2 separate regions of the Homo sapiens genome follow, and region 1 is linked to region 2. A link is a loop called in an ENCODE intact Hi-C map of the cell type or tissue named here. Cell type or tissue: IMR-90. All regions are shown on one strand. Each heading gives the region's core, and the rest is flanking DNA. Links, peaks and the distances in the headings are about the cores only.

Region 1 (2,812 bases), core at 6-2,505, 160 kb before region 2:
AATTGTTGGTACTTTGTTATGATAGCCCTAGGAAACAAATACCAGCCCTGTATGATAGTCACAATATACATTAGTAAAGCTGTTGAGAAGTCCTATAATAATCTGTTTAACTTTGTATAACCCAACATTTCCCAAACTCACGTGACCTAGGTGCCTCCTTCTGCACCTAACATGTATTCATATCCTGTGGGACTTGTGTTCCACGAAACACATATTTACAAATGCTGATATAATCAGCAAAGGTTATTATCTACAGGGAAAGCTGAAAGGCAATGATTATGGAAGCAGCCCCTCTAGAAGAAATAAGATGACACTAATGGATGAAACACAAAGTCTTGAATGGACCGTAGCAATTTTGCCTGCCATTGTGTTGTACCATTTTACTTTTATTATTTGATTTATATAGACACCACCTATAAATTTGAAAAATACAAATTATAACCACCACTTTTCTCACTTGGTCTTCAATACACACTACACCAGAAAAAGGTCAAAGCTATATTTATTTCTCCCTATACTTTGCCACAGATGCTTCAGGAAAGCAAAAGATGTTTTGTAGTGCTTCTCTTCTCACAATGTCAAATCTAAATGATCCATTTGTTCATGTCTAACTGTACTGTTATAAAGGAGATGTATATGTGAAGAAATACCTTGAAGCACCAAAGGACCGATCCTGGTTCTTTTGCCCTGGGAACATGCCCTCTGTACAGTAAGAATAAAGATGCAGATTTTGAAAGTATTCACAGCTATGTAAGGAGAAAAGCTTATGGGGGAGAATACTGAATCCAGAATTACTGCTCCCAGGTATGTGCAACAAGATGAAAAGAGTGGCTTGAAAAGAAGAGTTTTATGGAAAATAAGAAATAGATCCCTTCCTTGCCTTTCCTCTTTTCATGGGAGGTCAAGTGGGTAGTGACACGTGCTTATATCATCCTGTATAAATTGGAGGTTTCTTCAAAAGAAGACTAGAATGTGATTTTCCCTGTTGGGTTTAACGAAAGGCATAGGACAAGTAGCAGACAATGTTATTGGAAGCCAGAGAGATTTAAGAAAGTAAAGAGCCTCAATTTTCTCAAAACTGAGTGTGGCATGGAGAGGGTGCTCAACTTTTCCTTAGTTACAGGCTGGACCCCAGATATTATCTGGAAGCAGAAACTGACATGGCACAGGAAAGCAGGGACAAGGAACTTTATTGGCATACAGGCGCATACAAATGAGATAAGATGACCCCTTTTCCTCTGCCAGCTCCTGTGACTAAATCACTTCTGCCAGCTTTCAATTCAGCCTAGAGGAAAAGGCAAGGGTGCTCAGGGATTGAACTTTGAATAACAACAACAAAAAAATGGGTTAAGTGAGTCCTCATTTGACAGAAAATTAACGCAATTTAACACAAAAAGAAACAATATAATCTTTCTAAATTCAATATATAATATTGGGATTTCATTTTTTGGTATACGTAAGTTTCGATTATCCATTTTTTTTTCCTGCTGTACTAAAACAAAATATTGTATGAAGCTGGAAAGTCAAATACGTAGCCTGTCAGAAAAAAGTTGACAAAGTTAGTATGTCATCAAGTTCTATTCTAGTTTTTACATGCTATGGGGCCTTGGTCAGATTAGTGAAATTCTCTTAATCTCTGCTTCCTACTCTGCACATTGAGGATAATGATAGTCCTTATTTCAGAGGATTGTTGTGAGGACTAAATAAGATATGACTTGGAAAACAGGCAGTACAATGCCTGGCAGGAAAGTCAGTTTCTCTGGGATGTGCGTGAACATCTCCATCACATTCACATTGGGTGCACATTAAACAAGGGAATTCTGGGCTCACCCACACCTACAAAGTAAATATCTGGAGGTGGAGCCTAGACATTTCTATTTTAACAATTCTAGTGATGCTCATATATACATTAAAGCTTGAAATTTGGGGGTAATGTACTGTCAATTATAATTGGCTTAAAAAAAATCTACCATTGATTTTAGGAATTTGCCCATTGCTTGAAAAGTTTCAAAATTACTGGCAAAAATTTCATCAGAGTATCTTTGCGTTATAATTTTAACATCTTTTTGTAGTACGGTGGCAACCTTTGCATTCATTCCTTTTGGTCATGTGTGGCTTCTTTTCTTAGTCGGCATCACTAGACACGTGCCTATGTGTTAAACCTCTTTTCTGTATTTTGTGGGCTGAATTTTGTTTCACGCAAAATGTATATGTTGAAGTCCTAACCCCTGGTACCTCAGAATGTGATAGTACTTGTAGGTAGTACCTTTAAAGAGGTAACTGAGGCAGAGGTGAGCCCTAATCCAATATGACTGGTGTCCTTGTAAGAAGAGGAAATTTGAACACAGGCAGAGACAGAGGGAAAACCATATAAAGATATAGGAAGAAAATGGCCCAGTACAAGCTGAAGAGAGAGGCCTCAGAAAAAAATCAACCCTGCTGGCACGCTGATCTTGGACTTCCAGCCTCCAGAACAGGGAGAAAATAATTATCTTTCTTTAAGCCACCCAGTCTGTGGTACTTTGTTATAACAGCCCTGGCAAACTTTGTATATATATTTTTTAATTTTATTAATATTTGCTCTCATTCACTATTACTAATAATTCAGTTGCTCTACAGTTTTGGGCTTAATTGCTGGTTATTTTTCAAATTTCTTGAGATAGATATTTCAATAACTAATTTGTAACTTTTCACTTTAATATATTCTATAAAGCTCCACATTTTTCTTTGAGCATGGATTAAGACCTTAATAGCAACAATATTATTCCCAAATCCCAGATGCTACTACAATAAATATTAAATCTGAGGGGGG
Region 2 (2,812 bases), core at 52-2,551:
AGCACTTCCCCTGGTCCTGCCCCTAGTCTCTCCCTAGCTCCTCCCATAACTCCTCCCCTAGCCCCTCCCCTGGTCTATCCCATGACTCCTTCCCTAGTCTCTCCCTAGCCCCTCCCCTAACTCCTTCCCTAGCCCCTCCCCTGGTTCCGCCCCTAACTCCTCTCCTAGCTTCTTTGGTAATCACTACCTTAACCCATCCTTTAACTCTCTTAACTCCTCCCCTCCTCTGCCCTGCTTCATTTTTCCTTCACTATATCATCAGGGTCTTGCAGGAAAGAAGATGCACTCAGCTGAGATTAAAAGAATTTGATGAGGAGGCTGCTTCAAGAGCTGGGGGAACCGATGAGAAAATGCAGACATGCGCAACAGCAGGAAGCATCACCACCCTCAGGCCTGCGGGCCAGGCGAGGAGGAGTGCGGGGCAGGACCCTGGGAGAGAGGGGAAGGAGGGACTAGTAGAGCCTCCAGGCGCCGTGGGGCAGAAAGTTCTGGAAGCTCAGAGGACTGGCGGTGGCAGAGCCAGGGGCGTGGGGCAGGAGGTGCGAGGGAAAAGCCCCTCTTCTCTTTGATCCCCTCTTGCTGAGCCTGGTGCACTTTCCTTGACGTGGACAGCAACAGAATCCAGGACATAGTGAATCTAAAACAACTTTTTTTTTAATGCAAGATTTTTCTCTCAGTATTTTGACATTTAAATGGTTCTACCGCTAAGTGGTTAAGTGGTTCCGTTCTAATTAGCCTTTTACCACCCAGTTCATCCGAGTTTCCTCCCTGCATCCCAAGCTTCCCACAGTGAGAGAGTATTTTCCACGTCGCCAAACACACCTGGCAATAGAACAGGCTGAAAGCGAGTGACATTGCCAAGGACAGAGCCACCTGCGGAGCCTGACACAGAGATGGTCGGTGCTCGGCGTTAACAGATTGTCTTCTCTGTGTTCCTCGCCCAGGCGATCAGATGACACACAAATCAGACTCAGCACAGTCCCTCCTTTGGGTAAAATAGAAACTCTGAAAGAGCATGACTTACTACATCTATTTTTCTTCTCCCTCTAAGCTCATCCATTAGATACAAGTCATTCTCAAGTATGAAGAATAATTGCTGGCTTAAAAAGGATGAGGGGGAAAAAACAAATAAAGATGAGGAAACGACTGGAAAGTTCATCAGAAGCTTTAGTTAGCATGCATGCGTTTCTCTGTACATTGTTAGCATTCTGAAAAGTTTTCGGTAATCACTTCTGTTTTCGGTTTGCGATAGACTATTTCTCATGCAGGGGTGCAGCTGAACAACCAAAAGCATAGACAGAATTTTCTTTAAATGTATTTTGTATGGAATTTAACTTTTGGCCATTTTGGTAGCCATCGAGCTTAATTGTTTGGGTTAACCATATCATGAAGTGAGTTCAGTGACGGTGACTCACACACCGGCTAGGATAAGTCAGAATCTCTATCATTGTAAAAGCTTTCTTTCTGATAATTCATGGTTACTGGTTAGGGTAAAGCACAGCTTGCCTGTTCCCAGAGATTTTAAGAAAGTGTGTAATTTGCTTTTATATGCTGAAATTGAGCATAAAGGAAAAGAAAGCAGCTTACAGGCTCTCCATTAAAAACAGCTTTTTCTGGGGAAAAGCTTTTCTGCTTTTATTTCAAAAGTTGAAGAACAGCAGAAGTTTCAGATTCCCTAGAAAATCTACCTAGCTCTCTGGCATCCAGAATTTTTGGCAAAGTACATTTGGAGGAAATATTGAGCTCTGAATACATTTTAATTCATCAAGGATCAAGGCAACAAGATTGCTCAATTTTTACCAACTTATCTTGAGCTCAATATTGAGGATGTGAAAGCTGCTGCCTTGTTTATTGTTCTTAAAAATATAGATAGATAGATAATAGATAGATGATAGATAGTGTATCTTTTGTGCTTCTGAATCTGTTTCTCAGTAGAGCTCTCCTTTCTTCCTCTCTAGGTCATGGGTTTGGTTCGTCAAAGATGTCTCGTGCACAGACATTTCCCAGCTACGCCCCAGAACAGAGTGAAGAGGCCCAGCAGCCGTTGTCGCGGTCCAGCAGCTATGGATTCAGCTACAGCTCCAGCCTCATCCAATGACACACAGAGAGCCGCTGTTGACTAGAGAGACAGTCTGTCCTGGACCCGTCTGTGGGGTCATTACCCTCTGCCTCCTGGAAGACCAATTGCAGTACAAATTGAAATGGGTCGGCTCTAGCCCCAGTCCCATTGGAAGGTTAAAAACTGGAGTTCTGCTTCCTTGATTCAGTGGCTAAGTCCTTTATTTATTGAATTTCTTTGGGGGAATCTATGTTTTACATAAATAGAATCCAAATCGTATGAACAGTTATTTAAATAAACAAAATTCTTTGGGTCTGACAGTAACAGAAACCTCAGCACTGGGAAAAGTTGCCCACACTGGGGTATGCCTGGGTGATGGGCACCTCTCACTGACCTCACAGCGCAGTCCGCCCATCTGAGCACAGGGTCTGTCCTTAGACATAATGGTGACCCTCCACAAGCTCTGTGGCTTTTAAAGTTCTGACAGGGATAAATACAGTAAGCTCTGCAAATGACATCGTAGCTGCATATAAATAAACCCAGTGACAATTAAAGGAACATGAAATTCAGAACACACTATTAAGCAGGGCCCTGTAGCTCTACTCGTGTGTGTGTGTGCGTGTGTGTGTGTGTGTGTAGACAAATGGATATTGCTATATCCATCTATATATAACAAGTATATATCAAACATGTGCTGAGGGTGACAGGATATGCTCACTTAAATTGTTGAAAACCATAATTTGGTGCATTAAA

Evidence for each region. A loop is a pair of places that touch in the nucleus more often than their neighbours do. Peaks named below come from ENCODE experiments on the same cell type or tissue, not always from the same donor. Only the 100,000 strongest peaks of a DNase experiment are listed, where the experiment ranks them.
Region 1: it touches region 2 in a loop (1.9-fold over the local background); 1 of 110 quality-filtered maps calls a loop at or near these places.

Annotation. Positions count from the first base shown.
Region 1 is chr18:69,683,753-69,686,564 of GRCh38, forward strand. All of the region lies in intron 4 of DOK6 (docking protein 6), which reads left to right. Among named protein-coding and RNA genes, the nearest start is that of CD226, 260 kb to the right of the region's middle. In IMR-90, for the core only: no CTCF peak of the experiment used is centred there; no DNase peak of the experiment used is centred there.
Region 2 is chr18:69,839,286-69,842,097 of GRCh38, forward strand. DOK6 (docking protein 6) reads left to right here. Exons shown (of 8, transcript NM_152721.6): 8 at 1,959-2,812. The coding sequence ends at 2,098. Among named protein-coding and RNA genes, the nearest start is that of CD226, 110 kb to the right of the region's middle. RefSeq lists an enhancer at 1-441. In IMR-90, for the core only: no CTCF peak of the experiment used is centred there; a DNase peak (open chromatin) is centred at 1,416; H3K27ac peaks cover 1,017 bases.